4 separate regions of the Mus musculus genome follow, and regions 1, 2 and 4 are each linked to region 3. Evidence: chromatin loops called from intact Hi-C (ENCODE). Cell type or tissue: left cerebral cortex. All regions are shown on one strand. Region 1 overlaps Arhgap6 (Rho GTPase activating protein 6). Region 2 holds the start of Hccs (holocytochrome c synthetase). Region 3 holds the start of Msl3 (MSL complex subunit 3). Region 4 overlaps Arhgap6 (Rho GTPase activating protein 6).

Region 1 (5,000 bases), 260 kb before region 3:
GGAGGGGACAACAGGGCAGCACTGTCCTCTGGAAATTCAAGTCAAGCCTTACTACCTACCATGCTGTTTGAATGTCAATTACAGCCCAGCTATGCTACATTTAGGCAATCTGTAATAGGTTATTGGAAAAATGAGTATGTAACATTCATCCCAGAGTCTCTGAATCAAGTACTAGAACATATTAGTGAATTGATGTCCAATGAATGAATGAATGAATCCACAACTTTCCCAAACATTTTTCTACATTTAGTCCTTTGTCATGTTTAAAAGAGGAAGGTCTAGTAGTATTGCATCAATATCACAGATCTATCAATTTGCCTGCAGAGTGAATTTGCAAGGACATTCTAAATTCAGGATTTCTTTAACGCCTTGTTTTGCCCTCTTTTGTATACAGGAAGCTTTCATTTTGGTCAACAAGTACGTAGGTAGGTAGTCAGGTAGGTTATTTATTTTTAAGGCGAAGTGCAAACATGCCATTTCTTGTATGAGCCCTTGCTGCCCTCTGCTGGCAAGGTGAGTGGAATAAGAAGCAAAAAAAAAAAAAAGGGGGGGGGGGCTTTTTGTAGTTGTCAAAATCTCTGGATGAACTTTCCTCAGTTTCACTTCATTTCAAGGTTCGTGTATTTTTAACTCTAATATTTCTTTCTTAATCCTGGACTGCATCACATGCTAAATATCAATATTTGAAATTTGCTTCTTTAAAATTCATTACAGCGGCCAGAGAGATGACTCAACAGATAAAAGGTACTTGCTGTAGAACGTAACAACCTGAGTTCAGCCTCCATGACTCCACCCTGTGGATCTCACCTGCTACTTGTCTTCTGACCTCTACATATGAACTAGTGTTCATATGCACCCACATACACATTGGTGTGCATGCACGCACATATACACTATAAACAAAATACTTTAATTTTTGGTTCATACTATATTAAGCATTGAGCTTTATCCTGGCATTGCAATCGTTAAAGTCAGGTGCATCTACACAGTCTGGACCTAGGTCCCCTGCACATATGTAGCAGATGTGCAGCTTGGTCTTCATGTAGGTCCTGCACAACTGGAGTGGGGACTGTCCCTAAAACTGTTACCTGACTTCATAATCCATTCCCCAACAGGGCTGCCTTGTCTGGCCTCAGTGGAAGAGAATGTGCCTAGCCCTATAGAGACTTGATGTGTCAGGGTCAGGGATACCCAGGGTGGGGCTCCACCCTCTCAGAGGAGAAGGGGAAGGGGGATGGAGGGAGGGACTGTGAGAGAGGCAACTGGGATGGACTACAACAATCAGAATATAAAGTGAATAAATAAAAGAACAAAAGCCAGGTGCATCTAAAATGAGAGGCGGACAAACTTGATCTTGCTCTAATTGACACACATATGTGTGTATATATATATATATATACATACACACATATGTACATATGTGTATATATTGGACAGAGTCCCCTCTGTGGGTCAGGATGACCTGACGCTTACAGAAATCCCCTACCTTGACCTGCTGGGTACAGTATTCTAACACTTAATCCTCCTTGTGCGCTCCCTTAAGCAGCAAAAGCAGAATCTAATACTACGCACCCCTCCAGGATTGTACCCATGCTCTCCCTTGAGAAAGTTAGTTCCAACCAAGAACAGCACTGAGGCAATAAGATCCCTAAACTAATCCATCCAAAGATACAATCTCTCATACAGTTTACATGATTTCATCAAAAATCCATTTCTTTTTTGTTCACTAATATGCTCCCTGTAATTGTCATTTCTTAGTCATGTGCCTTTGTTATTTACAACCTAAACATATTACTGAACTTGAAAACTTTGAGTTTAAAAACGCAATACCTATAAAAAAAAGATTATGAAGAGTACAGTATTCACAAAATGGCATCAACTAATCATGAATACGTAAATTCAGTTATATTGTGGAGCATATTGTTTGCTTGCTTGTTTGGTGGTTTCGCATGACCTGGAGCTCATTATGCAGCTCAGGCTGAACTTGACCATGGTCATCCTCCTGCCTCAGCCTCCCGATAGCTAGGACTCATGACCGATGGCACCATTCTCAACAGAAGCTGTGCTTTGGGAGTCACAGTGTATAACTTACTGGGGTCTATGATTACCAACCTTTCCTTCTCCCTCCCGACTATAGGCATGCTACAGAGTTCTGGCCAGTGGAGTGTCTTTTCCAAGCTATCTGAGAAATTTCTCCTGATTTGTTATTCAGACCATTGCAGTAAGGAAAGGGTGCCAGACCTCAAGAGTAGGAGTAAACTCTAACCTGAACACACACACACACACACACACACACACACACACACACGATTTTTACAATTAAATAGTTGAAGAACATTCTGAAGTGAAGGAAATTTCATGGAAATCATATGAAACTCAGATCTTAGCATTTGAAATTCAAGTTTTACTGACACACAACCACACTTATTCATTTACATATTGTCTACAGTTGTTTTTCACACTATATCAGCATAGATGAAATAGTTGGGATAGAGACTGGATAGGAAACAAATGCTGAAATGTTTTTAATCTAGCCATGAAAAAAAAAAAGTGAGATGGCCCTTGCCCTCACTCTTGGCTGTCAGTAAGCTGGGAGAAGCCTGGGCAGCTGGGTCACTAAAAAGAGCTTCTACCAAAGAGACTCACTTGTTGAGAACTTATGTAGAAACGGAAGCATTTTGCCTATGGTCATACCTCTCAGAGCATACCTGACCTAGAAAGATAAGTAGGGTCCGCCTTGGTTAATACTTGGAAGGGAGAGTATGTTATTCCTAGTCTCCTCCTCCCAGGTTTGAGTTACCCAACTAATACCAACAGTCTTATTATTATATGATGTCCATAGTAAAGGGGAAATGGTAAACTAAGTAAAGAAGATGTGAGGAAATATATATTTTTTAAAACATCATTTAGTGCTTTGCATTCACAGTTTTTAAGAAATCCCGTGTTTTAAAATACACTGGGCGAAATATCAGCTTTTAACCAACAGGTGGCGACAAAATGCTGGCTCATTAAACTAGAACCACCCAGACTCACTGTATGAAAATACCCAAGAGATATAAGTTAGAAGCCCTCCAAAGAATTGGCCATTTGTATATTTAAAGCTAAAATAACATAACTATTCTTGTCTAACCTCCAAATTAAATCTTCTTATTTCAATAAACATAATGTTGGTTTGATAATTATTTCAAGTTGGAGAAATGTGAGCTTTAACCTTTAACCTCTAAGCTCTCTCTCTCTCTCTCTCCAGCTCTTGTTCATTATTTAAACCATAGAAAATGTGTTCTACCCATATAATCATGTCCTGCTCTACTCAGACAAAATAAGATCCTAAAAATCTTGATAGACATATTGACAGATCAGCACTTCTGTCAAGGCCTCACACAACTTTTCTACTTAACAGTCACCTTAGAGTCATTCTGTGATTCTTGCCCTACTTTGAGTATATAAATCAGACATCCTTAACAAAAATGCACTAACTGTGGATCAGAGAGTGAGCAATGTATTCTGCAGTTACGAAAGAAATAGGAACGGTTTGGGTGACTTGAAAAGATTGGTGTGGTGTGGACAAAGAACTGAAGGATTGAAGTGATGAAAGCAGTGATGAAAACATAGCCTGGTTTGGAAGTAATGGACTCGGGAGGCATGAGGATGACAACCCCTGTCTCTGCGATGAGTAAAGCTTTTCACTGGCTCAGAAATCAGCTGTCATGTGTTTAAATATGTGATGCCCTCAAGCTAGACAGTCACAACTGCACTTCCTCGCTGTCTTTCTGAGCTCTCTTTTGAGCTGCGATTTCCACCAGGTGGCTATGGATCATGCAAAATAGCTCCAAGTTTTTGTCAGCATGAAAATCTTCTTCTTCATCTAGATGTCGAGCTTTCTTCATTGTGTATTCATGCACGGATTTTGCCCACATCCTTTTCAGGCCCTGCTTCAGCTGCTTTTCCTTTCCCTATGTACATTTTATCATCCCATAAGGTAATGGATCTTGGTGGGATACAGTGTAGTGAGTGAAGTGAGACAACCACGGGCATATAAAGTGAAAGGGACACAGTCAACAACCCTCCAATCTTTTCAGTACTCATAGAGCTAGTGAGTTCCAATGCCATTCTACTGCACGCATGTGCACACACACACACACACACACACAAGCACATGTGCACATGAGGAGAGCGGAAGCCCTGGTTAGAGGCTTTTGGAGCTGGGCAGGGTGACGCACTCCTTTAATCCCAGCACTTGGGAGGCAGAGGTAGGTGAATTTCTGAGTTTGAGACCAGCCTGGTCTACAGAGTGAGTTCCAGGACAGCCAGGGACACAGAGAAACCCTGTCTCGAAAAAACAAAACAAAACAAAACAAAACAAAACAAAACAAAACAAAATAAAATAAAACAAAACAAAACAAAACAAAGAGGCTTTTGGTTCATTAGAGAACAAACGCACAGGCCAGAAATCCTAAGGAGTTCTTGCCCATAGATATGGCCATGACGCAAAAGTACACAGAAGTGTGTGGGAATAAATATCTTAGCAGCTCTGACTTCTGGATGGGATAACTCTGCAGCCTGTCCTATCTATACTGGCTCCCAGGACCTCCTAATGGGATTAGAGCCCATTGCCTAAGGAGATGCGCATCACAGTGACAGCTGTTACTGCACCTTTCCCTCCACTGCTCCACCTTTACTCCTCTATTTGTACCAGCAAAATAAACTCCTTGTACTTGATTCCTGGATTCAGACCACACTTTGGGGAAGATCTCACCCAGATCTTGCTAACTTTTAAAGATAAATGCTTTCTTTCCTTTGTGAACAATAGGTTTGAAGAAAGATAATAAAACCTTAATGAAAGTTGGAAAGACAATTGAGTCTGTTCTGGGAAACTATTTACCAAAGATACCCACCATATTTATGAACCCAAAAGATGTTTCTGAGAAAGCAAGGATCCCATATACTTGTTTTCATGCTTATCTTTGCTATTTGAAGTTCTACTGTGTGATACTTGTTGA
Region 2 (5,000 bases), 650 kb before region 3:
AATAAGCTACACACTGGTTATTGATCATTTCCACTTCATGATAACTGTTGCTTTCACGTAGAAAGAGGTAGAAATCAATTATCCCAATGTAGTTACCTAGCTCCTTCTCCGGCTTCTTCTCCCCACCGAACTGTTACACGCAGAACAAAGGGGAAGAATGGGGCTGAAGTGTCTTTGTGGTCCACAGTTGGCACTGCTAGGAATAACCAGTGATTAGTCAGTTAAAGCGTGCTAGGTGATTCATAAACACCTTTTTTTTTTCTGAGATGATGTTCTCACTATGTAGCCTAGCTTGCTTGGTACTCACTATAAAAACTAGACCAGGCTGGCCTTGAGCTCACAGAAACTCACATACCTCTGCCTCCTGTAGGCTGGGATCAAATGCTTGCTCTTACCACACAGGGCAATAAATATTTCTTATCAAGGGTCTTTCACGATGGTCAGGAATCTAAGAAAACAAGTTGTAGAAAGTTATTTCGATTCTGGAATGCTAATTGCTTAGGAAACCCCCATCATCTAACAAAGCTGGGGGAACTTTTCAAAGCACCATGGTCATGGCTAACAGACACATAAAACCAAATATTTCTTTGTTACAAGACCTTTTCTGTACAAATCTGTAGTGAAACCTGAATGTATTTGAAATAGCTCCAAACAGAAATTTCTTCTTCAATCAAGTTTTCACTATCAGTCTCCCCCCCATCAATCTCTATCAAATAATGTTTAAAATCAAACATGATTTAGAGTATCTCTTTAGATGAAGTGTACTGTTAGTTGATCTTTAAATTATTTGAATACAGATTCCCAAAGAACAAAGCCTTCGTTCAGCACTTTTGTATTCCCAGCAGTATCTAAAATACCTGGTATGTTATATGTTCTCTGACCCGCTGTGGAACTAGTGATATTGTCTTTATACCCAAGGCATACCAATTCTCTGTTCTCTGGCCGTGATCCTGAGAGAGAGAGACCTCCTACTGCCTCCGATCTTGGAAAACCTTAGAATCTCAGGAACAAGAAAGGTATGATTCTTCTAATCAATTATATTAAAAAGTGAGAACTGTGGGAGATAACCGGAAATGGTTATGAGGATCTCTATGAGAGAAGGCAGAGTGTAAGAGAAGCAATAATTGTGGGATAGAATGGATAATTGTGACACAATAAAGAATTTTGAGGAAGGATATAGAATTTAGAAAGGGCCAAAGGGCCGGGGAAAAGAATTAAATATTTTAAAAGTGGAGACAACATGAACATGTTGAACGAGAGAAGAATTGTAGAACACATAGGAAAATTTAAAAAAAATGTATAACACAAATTTTAAAATGTTTTAACACAAATAGATAATATATATTATGCAATTACGTTGTTACCTGTGAAATCATAGACGCAGAAACATCAAAACAGAATTAACAGACTAGATTTATGTATTCCCAACCTATGGCTCACGATCTGTAAATCAGATATTTACATTATTATTCATAACAGTAACAAAATTATAGTTATGTAGTGGTAACAATAATTTTATACTTGCGAGGATCATCAGAACATGAAGATCTGTATTAAAGGGTTGGAGCTTTGAGAGGTTAGAACCACTGCCTTAGAAGAAGTTGTACCACTTGGACCGACAATGCTCCCCACAAGAACCAAAGACTAGCAAAAAACCAGACTATCACTGAAGAGGGGGCATAACACTTTAAGATCCAGAGTACCAGGAAGTCTGCTGTGGACCAACGCTCCTAGAAATGTCTTCATAAAGAAGACCTAAACAATGGTCACATTAATATGAAAGGGGGCCATTTTCATGGGGTCCCACAGAACTCAAAGCAGGAACCTGAAGCCACCAAGGAATCAAAAGCCATGGAGGCCATGGAGGTACACCACATACTGGCTTGCTTGGTCCCATGGCTCACTTTGCTTTCTTAATATAAGCTAGCCCATCGGTGGTACCGGATACAGATATGGAGAAAATGTCCCCATAGGCTTGCCCACTGGGCCGTCTGATGAAGACAGTGACTCCATTCAAGTTAACAAAAACCTAACCAATACAATAACCATCTCCTATCTGCTGGTTTACCCTACACAAGTAATATAAAAACGTACTTTGTGTAATATGAAATATACTACTTAGATGAAGGCTGTGAATTCCATGGAGTACACTCACAACGGTTGCCAGAGTCCTTGAAAGGACTAGGCGGTGGAAGTTTAAGTGCGTCTACTTAATTATAGCACTTTATTCCACAAATAAGCACAAATATCGCTTGTTCATTAAAAAATACAAGTTGAGCGGGCGGTGGTGGCGCACGCCTTTAATCCCAGCCTTCAGGAGGCAGAGGCAGAGGCAGGCGGATTTCTGAGTTCGAGGCCAGCCTGGTCTACACAGTGAGTTCCAGGACAGCCAGGGCTACACAGAGAAACCCTGTCTCGAAAAACCAAAAAAGAAAAAATACAAGTTGACCTTTCAAGAACCTAAGGAGATGACTTAGAAAAACACAGCGACGTGCCTTACCCCTCGGAAGCGACACCCCGCGGTTCCCTAACTTCTCACCCTGAGCGGCTTACCGGCCGGCCGGCGGAGTTAAAAAACACCGCCTGGCCCGTAGGGGCGGAGACGGAGAGAAGGCTCGGGCGCCTATAGGCCGCGGAGCGAGAAGGGGTGGACCGACCCGCCCTTAAACACACCGCCCCGCACGTAGGGGCGGAGACGGAGAGAAGGCTCGGGCGGCTCGAGGCCTCGGAGCGGAAGGGGGTGGGAGCGATCCGCCCGACCTGACGACCGTTCCTCTCCTCAGCGCGAGCTTGCCTCGTGCTCCCGGAAGTCCCGCCTTCGGAACAGGAAGTAACGGCGCCCGAGAACGCCGGCTGTGACCGGACGTTAGCGGTGACCCCGCGTGAGGAAAAACCGCGGGTGCAGCCGAGCGACTTCGGCTGGGCGGTTCGACGCGCTCGCGGCCGCGCCGCGCGGGACAAGTCGGAGCGGAGACTTGGGGGCAGGGCGGCGCCCGGGTTCGGCTGGAGCCGGCGGCTGCCGAGTGAGTTCGGCTGGGCAGGTTGACGCGCTCGGGGCCGCGCGGCGCGGGACAGTCGGCGAGGTGACTTGGGGACAGGACGGCGTCCGGGTCCGGCTGGAGCCGGTGCACTGTGCAGACCGCGGTGCCGGTGGGACGCGCATAGACGGGAAGGCAACACTGGTGGCTTCCTGCCCTTCGCCGCTCCTTGCCTCCCGTTTTGGTGACTTTTTTTTTTTTAACCTTCCTATTTTCCCTGAGGCGCCTGCCCTACTGGGAACACGGGTTCGAGGCTAGTTCAGTGTATTTTCCCTTGGACCCCACCATCAAGACTACACCCGTCTTCACGACGTGGTTGCATCTTACAAGTTTCCAGACTCTGGCACGGGTCCCCAAATGGTGGCATAGGCTTCAAGGTATTTTCCCAATGGAGGCACTGTTTTCAAAGTGTCCCCTCACCACCCCCCACCCCCACCCCCGAACCAGTGCCCTACCTCTTACTCTCCCAAGGGATGGTGAAAAAAAGCCAGGGCCAGCCAGGATCAGAATAACAAGGGGATATCAACTGTTTAGCCTCCACGTTTTAATCTGATTTCTTGCTTTGGCAGCTGGGTATTTTAGATTGGGAGTGACCCCTGTGATTCCAGCCATGGGTGCCTCAGCATCTTCTCCTGCTACTGCAGTAAACGCCTCGAATGCTTCAGATGGTCAGCCAGCTTCACCACCTTCAGGATGCCCGATGCATAAAGGGCAAAGGAAAGGTAACTTGCCTGTCTCGAAAATTAAAAGAAAGCTAGTGATTCTAGAGCGGTGGTTCTCAAACCTTCCTAATGCTGGACCCTTTGACCCAGTTCTGCACGTTGTGGTGACTCAACCACAACATTATTTTCCTTTCAACGTCATTACTGTAAGTTTGCTTCTGTTCTGACTCGTCATGGAAATATTGTTGGAGATAGTGCGTTGCCAGAGGGGTCAACCCACAGGCTGAGAGCCACAGTTCTAGAGTTGTAGCTTGGTAGTGAGGCTTGCAAAGCGGGACTAAGGCACTCTGGGGCTGGTCCAATTTGGCTGCTCACTAGATATTATCATAAACAATTTTTTTTATATCTCACAGTCTGTCATCTATGCAATTTTTCCTTAAATCAGCCTTGTCTTTCCAAAGTTTACCAGTGCCTACATCAGTGGCTTTCAGCTATGCATGTAAAGAGCCATCATTGAATACATATTTTGGTTCTCACAACTGAGAGGAAATGGTTCTGCTGACATAGACTGGGGTGGTATTAGATAGTGCTAAATAGACATCATACAGCCTCAGACATGGAGTCTTTGGTCCATAAATAGTAAGGGTGCCAGAGCTGAATAAACCTCGGTGTAGCTGTTTGAAATACACTACTCCCATATCTGTTAAGGTCTTCATCTAGGTCAAAATCAGCCTTCACCAAGTGAATTTATAGAGCATTATGTCAGTGCTAGGCTGGAAACAAAACAGTTCTTTAATGAGTGCATGTCTGCTGTAGACAGTTGAGACCGGGACAGTGTTGTATGCTTACTGAATGTGCATGTTGTTGGGTCCTCATGCTTCCAGTGTCACCATTCCTCTTTCTCTCCTCGAGCCAACTTTCTCCAAGAGGTCAGCACTTATCCTGTGACAAGCATTGCTGGGTTTTGTTTCTTCACTGAGAGAGAAGTAGATATAGTAGACAAAAATTCTTTGCCCAGGAGAGTTTACATTATCATGTCTATAAACCAGTGTGACTGTTTTATAGCCAAGGAAAGAAACTAAAGCTCAGAGTAATTTATGTACTTCAAGTCATGTAGCTAGTAAGTGGCAAAGTTGGTGAAAATTCTGTGACCTTGGACAAGGACAGATCCCATGGTCTCCTAGTATTTCTCCTAGAAGTTGAGACAAATCAGACAAAGCACGTGTGTCTTTGCTCTGAGCTTCTTTCCTCAAGTAGTTCTCTGCATGATTTATATTTTATCTATTTTAAAGACTTGTCA
Region 3 (5,000 bases):
CATTCTGTGCCACAGGAAGAGCAAACCCAAGAACAAAACCGAAAAAGAGACATGGAGCACTCAGAGCCGAGTCTGCAGCCACAGTTACTGTGCAAACGGAGGCAAGATGATCTGATCTCTTGAGTTCAAGAGTTCCAGACTGGCTTAGGCAACAGACACATTTCAGTTTCCAGAATTTCTGTGACCGTGCCCTTCTAGGAAAAAAATGAGGATGTGTGCCACCTTTATTCCACCACACCAGTTTTATCATGGTGTGCAGTAGGCTCCAACTTGCTTACTTGGTACTCTTCCATCCTGAAATACGCCATCCTGAAAGACAGGAGTTACGTATATAGTCTGCTTAGTGTGTCTAACTTTGATTACTCAGGAAGCTCAATCAATATTTATTGCATGAATGGATAAGGAACCAGGTAAATGAGTAGGAAATGATCATGAAGCATTTCTCCAGCATTATTTGCAAGGTAATAAACAAAGCCATGCACACAGAATGCACTGAACGCTTTAATTACTCCTTATAAAGGAGCCACTTCTTTGCTTAATTATAACAAAAGCATCTCACAGAGACTAATTACTCGTCCAATACCACACACACACACACACACACACACACACACACACACCATCTCACAGAGACTAATTACTTGTCCAGTACCACACACATACACACACTCACACACACACACACACACACACACACACACACACACACACACACAGAGAGAGAGAGAGAGAGAGAGAGAGAGAGAGAGAGAGAGAGAGATATCAGACTTCTATGTATATAATAGCTGTATATAGGTATCACTCTTAGATTTTATAGAGGAAGGCAGAGAAGGAGAGCCACCCATGACACAAGGATGGACTTGAATAGGAAAAAAAGGAACCCACCTCTCCTCAAAGGTTAGAGCATGGAGTGGACTCTTCCGTTCATGAACCGGAAACACCACACTACTCCAGCTATGGCTACATGTGATAAGCTGTGATATGTGCTTCAGAGCTGCCTCTGCCATTTACAGGGAACACTACCATCTACTATCCACATTCCTGGAGAATCAGGGTTCCAGTTCTGGCTTATGGACTTCATTGTCTTAGATCCAAGTCATTATCTGGCCATTTTCCTCACACCTGCCCTCCTCTTTGCCCTATCTGGCCAGTGGAGCTATTCCTCACTCAGCTCTTAATTCTAGAAAACCTGGAGGACTCCCAAGATGCCTCCTTCCCTTCCCTCAGTTATATCCAGTTGGCCATTGAGTTTTATGGATTTGATTTCATAAATCTGTGATCATTCATCCATTAAATATTTATTGTGTGCTGTGAGTATACAATGACACACTGGATTAGACACCCCCAACCCCCAGGTTCAAGCAGTTTACCCTCTTAGTGGGGCCATCTTGCAAATGAACAACCCATTCTCCAGCAGAGCAAGAAAATGGTAATAAAAGGGTAAGTCGAGTTCTGGGAGGGAATACTGGACAGATACATGGTTGGTTCCTCTAGGCTCCTGCGGGACCTTTCTCTTGGAAGTGCCCAAGTGGAGGTGTGAGAGATTTGGACCTTGTACCAGGTGAAGGGAGGTGGGGGTGGGGAGACGCAAATTTCTGGAAGCAAGAACAGAGTGAGTGGCTGTGGGAAATCTGACAGTTCACTAAAAACCTCCCAGCCCATCTGCTCAACTTTCCAGCCAGGTCTTGATCTAGTAATCACACTGCCTAGTGGCTTTGCACTCAAGAAGAAACAGGCCAGCACTGCCCTCTCTGTCACTGAAGCTCTGCCCTTCAAGTCTCCTGTCTTCTGGTCGGTCATTCAGGGAGTATTTATGAACGCCCGATCTTTGCAGGCACTCTGTTAACAGCAGTCTCAATGGTGCTTCCACTCTTCAGGAGGTTTTGAGCCACTAAAGATAGACCATGGGGGAGCAATTCAGGAGTGCTGCAAGCTGACACGTAAGGTGTTAACGACCCTTTCAGGACCCATAAGCTTTGCTGTCCGCTGCTCACTGGGGCCTCCAGGCCCTACCTGCTGGTCCTCTCGGAAGGATGACCCAGTGTTCTATTAACTGCCCGGAATGTCTCCTCCCCTCGCTCAAGGCCACTGCCCTTCTCCGGCCAGCTCCAACACCGCGTCCTTCTCGCGTGGCCACACTCATCTGCGCGCAGCTCCGCCGAGGGGGCTGACGCGCGCGCGCGCGGCCAGGCAGCTCCTGGGGGCAGACGCCATCCAGCCTCCTCGGCGCCTGGTGACTACCCTAGAGCAATCCTCTCCCTAAGAGATCCCCACACTCCGGCCAGAGAGCGCACGCCCGGGGTGACAGCTCGGCACACACGTGGGCGCAGCCTGGAAACCGCGGGAATCCTAACCCATGGGGACCAGAGGGAACGGTCTGCTGGAAGACCTCGGTCGAGGGATCTTGCTCCCCGTCCGCACCCCTCTCTGAGCCCCAGAGGGGACGGGCGGGGACAAGCCCTGGCGGGGCCGCGCGCTTCCATCGCCACTGCCAAGGTCCTCGCAGTGGCGCGGGGTGGCCGGAGGAGGGGCCGAGGGCGGGGCGGTCGTAGCCTCCACCACTCCCGGGCCCCCCCGGTGGCGGAGCGCCGCCTCCCCGGCCGTCCTCCCCCACCGCGCGCACTCTGCCCGCCCCGGAGCCTCGCCCTCCGCCACGATGAGCAAATGAGCGCGAGCGAGGGCATGAAATTTCAATTCCACTCTGGGGAGAAAGTGCTGTGCTTCGAGCCTGACCCTACCAAGGCGCGAGTGCTGTACGATGCCAAGGTGCCGCCGCGGGGGGAACAGGGAGGAGATGCGGGACTGGGTTCGAGGGATGGGAGGCAAAGGGGCCAGCGGAGGACAAGTGGCCTGGAGTCCTGGACAGCCACCAGGGCGCGCCTTGGCCTGCGTGGAGCGGCCCGGGACTACAGGGGACGCTGGCGAGACGTGCTGGGCGCGCGACTTCCCTAACTAGAAAGGACCCGTGATGCTTCCGCTTCCGGCCGTGTCGCGTCGCTTACGCGCGGTTGCTAGGCCAGGGTGGCGGTTTGAGCGCTGGGCGCCAATCCCGGCGACCGGTGTAGGAGGACTGTCGCCTGAGGCCTCTGCTTTTGTAACGAATCTGTCCTTGTCCCACGCGGCTTCTCGCCACATGGGCTCAGTAGAGGACACCTTGACCAGTTTCCCCACCCACATCTTCAACCTGGTCCTCAATTATTCCCAGCTGTCAGTCCCGAACCCTGGTCAAATTTAGGATTGTAGTCCTGCTGGGGGGGAAGGGAGGGGCTCAAGGTTGCTCTGTTGCTTTCTAAAGGATTGGTGGGAGGCGAACAGAGCTAGGAAAGAATCGCATCTCGCCTGTATCCAGCTTGGTCAGCCCAGGCTGAGCTATATCTTGCGGTTGTCAGTTTTTAAGTGGAGGACTGGGCACCTAAGTGCTCCAGAGCCCAAAGAAGGTAAAAATTCAGCGCGCTGGGGGTCGGGGCGAGCATCGGTGTTTCCAGCCACCAAGGTGAAGTCCTTGGTGGCAGAGACAACTCGGAGCAGCACCAGGTGTGTTTTTAGCCATGTTTCAGCAGTGCTGTCCAGTGGAACACCCCAAGGTCTGTGCTGGATTATGTATCTTTGGTTCTTCCTGAAACCCTTAACTCTGTTTACCTCCTATTGCTATCCCTCCAGCTTGCTCTATCGCTAGGAGATGGAAGGATATACGTTTCATTTGTACCAGCTATCACCTTAGGGAATGCATGGCTATTAAGGGGAGGGGAAGGGTTGTGGAAGTCTCTGGCTAGCTAGGCAAGACACTGGACAAGGCAAGGCCCAGGTGACTACAACTCCCAGAGGTCTCAGGGCTGTTCTCTCTAGTCTGGGCCCTTCGCTAATGACAAATCTACCGACCAATGACTTCAGAAGTTTCACCCGGTCTCAAACTCAAGAGACCAATCCTGGGTTGGTTGGACGGATGTTTCCTATTTTGAGGCAACCACTCGGGCAGAAGAGGAAAAAAAATGTTGAAGAATGTTACGACCCAGCTCTCGATCTAAAGGGGGGAGGGATGAGTACTTTCTTATTTCTTTAAGAAGGGACTGTGATCTAGTTCTTTTTACCAAACTTATAGTAATTTTCGGTTTGCTGTGCCACGCGTGAGTAGTATTTCCTGGTTTCAGATCATCGATGTTATTATCGGGAAAGACGAAAAGGGCAGAAAGATTCCAGAATATCTGATACATTTTAATGGTTGGAACAGAAGGTCAGTGAACTTGTTACAGTTAGACTTAATCGCCTTTGTAGCAAGATAATTTTGTAACTTTAAGTTTTAGAAACACTTGTAGAAAAGTTTAATTTCCTGCTTCTGCTTTGTTTGGAAAGCTTGCCTGGTCTGAGGCATGATTACTTTAAAGTCTGTTATGTTTGGATGATCTATGAGTAATCTCTAGAAATCTTGGTTGCTGTAGCTGAGTTCCCTTTGTGCTTTATTGGTAACCTCTTGGTGGTTTTGAAGTTTTTTTTTATAGCTTTCTAAAATGTCAGCAAGTCTGGGGCACTTCTTCATGATGCTTTTTAGCATCCGTTTCATTTGTTTCAAAATACTGACGTTTACATCCTCTTCTTTTTCAACCAGTTGGGATAGATGGGCAGCTGAAGAACATGTGCTACACGATACAGATGAAAACCGGAGATTACAGCGCAAATTGGCCAAAAAAGCAATAGCTCGCCTGTAAGTATACAAAAACTTTAATGGAAGTGCTATATTTAGTGTGGCTTTTTTTTTTCCTGGTTTGGATTTTTTTTTTTAATGATATAAAAGTAATATGACAGATTTCAGCAATCTTACATATTTAAAATAAACGAAGCATTTCTAAAGTACTCTAAAGAATCACAGACATTTTCAGAATAACTGTTTTCCACTTGGTAGTGGGGAATCACCATTATGGTTTGTTTTTTTGTTTTTGTTTTTGTTTTGTTTGTTTGTTTTTTTTGTTTTGTTTTGTTTTTTGCTTTGTTTTGTTTTGTTTTCG
Region 4 (5,000 bases), 630 kb before region 3:
AAAATATAGTATTCAAGGTTTACTAGAGGCAAAACAATACTATTTGGATGTGTTCTTCAAGAAATTTGTTGGATTGGAGATAGACCAAAAGTGCTCTTTCTATAACACGTTTCTGAGAAACAGAATTAATATACAGTAAATGTGTGTCATGACCCCAAGAATTCAGAACTTCAAAGGATGAACTTTGCGTATGCCCCTGGTTCTGGAGGTTAAGTGACTCTCCTCAAGGACCCAGATAGTTCTGATATCATCCAAAGGGCAGGAGGGAGGCAAAAGAAAAGATGCTGTTCTGTTGGTAGCTTCAGACATGAAAGAAACAGCCATGGCACTAGGCCTGCAGGAGCTCGGAAGGCCCTGCAATGTATTGTCCCCTAGATCCTCTAGAACAGAAGGCACCCATCTGATTTCTGACTTCCCAAACCACAAGAGCGCTAACCTGTGTGTTGCTTCCATTGTGAGTGATAACAGTAGTAGGACACTCACACAAGGGGACAGCTGGTAATGCCCACATGGACTCCAGCTACAGGAACACAGAGAAAGACAATACTTCTGGATTCTGAACTTCCCTCGGGGACACTGCCCTACTGCCACCAGCAGTTTCTTTCTCCTCCCTTCTCCCAACAGGTAGAGAATAACTGCCTTAGAGGGTATCAGAAGATCATAAGGCAGACTAAGACATTCAAAGTAAGAAGAGACCAGAAGTGCCTACAAGAGTACATGACACAGATTAGCCAGGATGTATTCCATGGTAAGTGTTGCAATAATGACTACTTGTAGATTCACTGATGAGCCAATACATGGAACATTCATACCGTTCTTAGTTATCCCATCAGGAGTCCATGGGCCTCTGTGGAACTTAGTTATTCCTTTGACATCCTGATAGCTGGAATTGGCATAACATCATTGTGATACCCAGGCTAGTGCTTTTTGTCCCTGGATGCTGACATTGTCTGGTTTTGGTACATTGCATTGTTATATGGTAGATTAAGCACCTTTGCTTTATGAAAAATTGAGTGACATCTTAGACTAGCAACTAAGCAATGCAAACCCTCTGGATACCTTAAAAGGTCATTTGGGAAAATGAGTTGCTGTTTGGGGCATACACTCAATTCACAGGTATTTGAGAATCAGAGGTTGAAAGGACCTTCTGAGTCAATGCCTTGGGGTTACCATCCCTTCCTCCCATCTTTTGTATTTAGCAGATACTCAGTAAATGTTCTTCGAATTGCAGAAACAATAAACAAGGGCCTGATGAAGAAGGTCCAATATGGCCCACCCATGTTGCATCCACAGGCAGGTGATTAAGCAATTGGGCTGTCCCAGCCAGGCTTCAGTTACCTTTTCCAAGCCTTGGTCCAGGAGAACTTTCTCTTGACTTTGACTTTGGCGATGACAAGTGGCCCACCAGTGTATACTGCTCTGGCACTTTATAAAGCTTCTCCGAGCCCCCCCGGGCCCTGTCCTCTTGCATAGCCAGCAGGGAGCGCTCAGACAATACTGGGGAGTTGTTGTCATAAGGGGAGATGTCTCCACTGGAGGCTTTGTTGGAATCTGTAGATGAATGCCTCCCTCCCATGGAAAAGGAAACTTCCGTCTGAAGTATGTCAGGGCTCCTGGCATAAGATAATACAGGTGTGTAAGTATGATCAGATTCAGATATTACACAATTGCCAATGGAATATTTCGAAGACATGGACATGGAGGCTGAAATAAAAAGACCTTTTGAGCAATGGTCCAACAAACACATCCTTACCAGTAATGCGAAAGCATTTTCCATAAAATGATCACAAGATGGCAGGAAAACACAACAAATGTAACAAGACGTGGCAGCTGGTGAAGGATGTGACAGAGGAGAAAATCAAGTTCTGCTGTAGTTGCCAGTGTTAAACCAGCAGAGAGCAGTAAATCCACACAAATGTCATAAAGCATGGGTCAACTGGAAGGGAGATGAACCCACACATGCCTGTGTTCCACAATGCTGCCCACTGGCAGAGAGGAGTAAAACCTAAGAGGTTTAACGAAAACAGGACGTAAATACAGATGGATCCCTGTCACCACCTTGCATTGCTGGAGTGCCTCATGGACTGATGCCTGATTATATTTAAAGGTGAAAGCCTTGGGGGCGGGGGTCACTATTAAGCAAGGAAAAGAAAACGATGACTTTTTTTTTTCCTTCCTCAGTCTTCTGAATTAAAACTAATCTAGACTAGACAGGGACAATTCTGAGTTAAAGGAAATTTGGGGACTAAAATGGAGCAGAGGCTGTAGGAAAGGCCATCCAGAGACTGCCCTACTGTGTGATCCATTCCATTTGAAAACACCAAACCCCAATACTATTGCTATTGCCAAGATGTGCTTGCAGATAAGAGCCTGGTGTGGCTGTCCTCTGAGAGGCTCTACCAGCACCTAAGACATACAGATGCTCACAGCCAACCACTGCACTGAACCTAGAGACCCCAGTGGAAAAGTTAGAGGAAGGACTGAAGGAGCTGAAGGGGAGCCCCATAGGAAGAACAACAGTATCAACTAACCAGACCCCTCAGAGCTCCCAGGGACTGAACCACCAACTAAAACGTATACATTGGCAGTCCATGGCTCCTGCTACATATGTATCAGGGGACTGCCTTATCTGGCATCAGTGGGAGGGGAGGTGCTTGGTCCTGTGGAGGCTTGATGCCCCAGAGAGGGGGGATGCTAGAGGGTTGAGGTAGAAGTAGGTGTGTGGGCAAAGGGGAGGGGGAGGGGTGGGAGATATGTGGAGGAAAGACCAGAAAGGCAGATAACATTTGAAATGTAAACAAATAAAATGATTAATAAAGGAATAAAAATAAAAGTCTCCCCCTAAAATAATAAACCCAACTTACAGTTCATTGTTGCTTTGGGGTAAACTTTTCTTTTCCCTCTGTACACTTAGCAAATTAATTTATACTTCCTGTGATGAAGACAATGGTGCTACGGGTGGAAATATCTATGTATGAAGAGGTGGCTAAACTGGTAAATAAATTAGTTTATTAAAGACCCGAGTGTATGTAAATACATAGAACATGAAGTTGCAAGGCATTGTTTTGCTGTGTAAACTATAGCATTATCTCACATACCATTAGCATCCATACTTATGAGTTGTCATAGCAACAGAAATAACAGAAAATGTAAATGAAGCAGGAAAATGAGAATACCAGGAATGTCAGGACTGGGCAAAGTCTTACCTGGAAACATCTTTATTTTCTACCTTCCTCAAAACAGTGACCCTGACATCTTAAAGGGAAATGATCAAAGGTTGATTAAATGTTTCACAATGTGCTTCTGCCTCCCCACACCCTTACCCAATTTGCTTCTCTTTACTGGTCTTTGGTTTCCATTTGTTGCAGTTTTCAAAACAAATCCTTTGTGGTTTCAAAGAAGGTAAACATACACAGAGCAATCCTCTCCCAGCCAAATGGATTTTGGCATGCAAAATGAAGGAAGTGGATTCATTGGGGCCCTAGCTTTATCTCAGGTTTCCAGCAAGGATTAGTACCCAGGGGAAAACGTCCTGGCATTTGTGATATGCCATGCCTGTCAGAGGCAGCCTGGACTCTAGCTCTTTTGATGAGGATATTTCCTACCCACATAGAATAACTAAGATCTTTGCTTGCCTCGTCTTTGAACTGATATCACACAATCTTATAGGCAGGAGCCAAAGGACAGCCATGGGGATGATTTTCCAGACATGAATTTGCTGCCAGTGAATTTGAAGGAAATAAAATCAAGAAAAAGCTAACAGCTTCTGCTGGAAATGGGTGAGGAAACTCACCACCATATCTAATTAAAGGCAAAAATCTTCTTCTTAATTCTAGGTAGGGAGACACAAATTCATACAAATGGGTAGTTGCCTATTGTTGTGGGATGCGGCTCTTCTGGAGAGAGGTTTATTATGAACACTGAAAGAAATGACTGTATTAGATTCAGAAGCACAAGGGCCACGGATCTGATTATTGGGCTGATTTTAGTAGTTTCCCCTTCTTAGGTGACATTTTCTTTCCAGTCATTAATGGAAATGTCTTAGTTCTACCCCATAAGACTAAGTCATGGTTATATGTCTAGTGTTGGGAAACCATAGCCTTATTGTATGGAAGAGTCTAAGTCATTGCCCAATTCATGAGCCCATCTGAAACAATTCATAGTTTGGATTTAGCCTCCTTTTATTGGTGGAATGGTGGGTTGGAGGTGGTTCACAGGCACCATGGTAATTTTAGCTTATGTGTTGCACATTTCTTCTTACCAGAAATGTAGAAGACAAACATCCAGGGCAATGGTCTAAATGTACATTCAGCCAGGAGTTATGAGCATAAATGAGAGACTTCAGGGAAGAAAAATTTCTCTCAAGACTTCATATTGGGAACATTTAAGGTTTCTATAGAAGGAGTAGATTTTTATTTTTACCCAGTGCTATGAAGAGCTCTGTAATAAATAATGCACGTCTCTCTGCTATGAGGGCTAGAAGGCTCAAAGGGCATGGAGCCCTGTGTGACCTGTTGCATAGATGCTTATGTGGCATCTCTATATTTTGCACCCCAAACTCAGCTTACCACTCTAATCATTGTTTTCCTTCTTCCCCCCGCTAACATTACTTCCCATGACACTGCTCTACTACACATACTTTTTCAAGATGATTCAGACACTTCTAATGGTGCTGGCGTACAGAGGGGAATTGTACTTACATTAGTTGTTGGGAAAATGCAGAACAGGCAATGTCATGTTTAGTGGTTTGGTGAAAAGGAAACAAAACAAGGGCAATCAAGAATAATTGAAGCATGAAGTCCCATCACTCTCCTAGTTTCTTCCATTCTCATTGCTCACATTGGATCACCCAGATCAAGAGGAGAGAGGGGCCTTGTCCCTTTCCTCTTTCCTCCAAGTTGACTTTGCAAAAGTTCATTTAGCAGCTGAGAGACCATACTCTCCCTAATATTAGTACTACATCTCCATCATTTGGAAATATGCATTCGCAAGCTCCACTC

Evidence for each region. A loop is a pair of places that touch in the nucleus more often than their neighbours do. Peaks named below come from ENCODE experiments on the same cell type or tissue, not always from the same donor. Only the 100,000 strongest peaks of a DNase experiment are listed, where the experiment ranks them.
Region 1: it touches region 3 in a loop (5-fold over the local background); 12 of 42 quality-filtered maps call a loop at or near these places.
Region 2: a loop joins it to region 3, with 9 times the contacts of the local background. A loop is called at or near these places in 16 of 42 quality-filtered maps.
Region 4: a loop joins it to region 3, with 4 times the contacts of the local background. A loop is called at or near these places in 7 of 42 quality-filtered maps.

Annotation. Positions count from the first base shown.
Region 1 is chrX:168,933,642-168,938,641 of GRCm38, reverse strand. All of the region lies in intron 1 of Arhgap6 (Rho GTPase activating protein 6), which reads right to left. Among named protein-coding and RNA genes, the nearest start is that of Arhgap6, 140 kb to the right of the region's middle. In left cerebral cortex, CTCF peaks have their summits at 495 (motif pointing left) and 2,979 (motif pointing right); DNase peaks (open chromatin) are centred at 503 and 2,979.
Region 2 is chrX:169,318,198-169,323,197 of GRCm38, reverse strand. It overlaps Hccs (holocytochrome c synthetase), which reads left to right and starts at 2,826. Exons shown (of 7, transcript NM_001331049.1): 1 at 2,826-3,222; 2 at 3,608-3,760. The coding sequence starts at 3,649. It overlaps Gm15246 (predicted gene 15246), which reads right to left and starts at 2,803. Exons shown (of 6, transcript NM_001361166.1): 1 at 2,501-2,803; 2 at 356-448; 3 at 97-196. In left cerebral cortex, no CTCF peak of the experiment used is centred here; a DNase peak (open chromatin) is centred at 2,764; H3K4me3 peaks cover 1,877 bases; H3K27ac peaks cover 552 bases.
Region 3 is chrX:168,671,494-168,676,493 of GRCm38, reverse strand. Msl3 (MSL complex subunit 3) reads left to right here and starts at 2,622. Exons shown (of 13, transcript NM_001370791.1): 1 at 2,622-2,766; 2 at 4,149-4,231; 3 at 4,604-4,699. The coding sequence starts at 2,665. In left cerebral cortex, a CTCF peak has its summit at 2,892; DNase peaks (open chromatin) are centred at 2,153, 2,608, 2,971, 3,872 and 1 more place; H3K4me3 peaks cover 2,682 bases; H3K27ac peaks cover 1,986 bases.
Region 4 is chrX:169,296,676-169,301,675 of GRCm38, reverse strand. Arhgap6 (Rho GTPase activating protein 6) reads right to left here. Exons shown (of 13, transcript NM_009707.4): 11 at 1,339-1,613. Among named protein-coding and RNA genes, the nearest start is that of Hccs, 21 kb to the left of the region's middle. In left cerebral cortex, a CTCF peak has its summit at 1,880 (motif pointing right); a DNase peak (open chromatin) is centred at 1,883.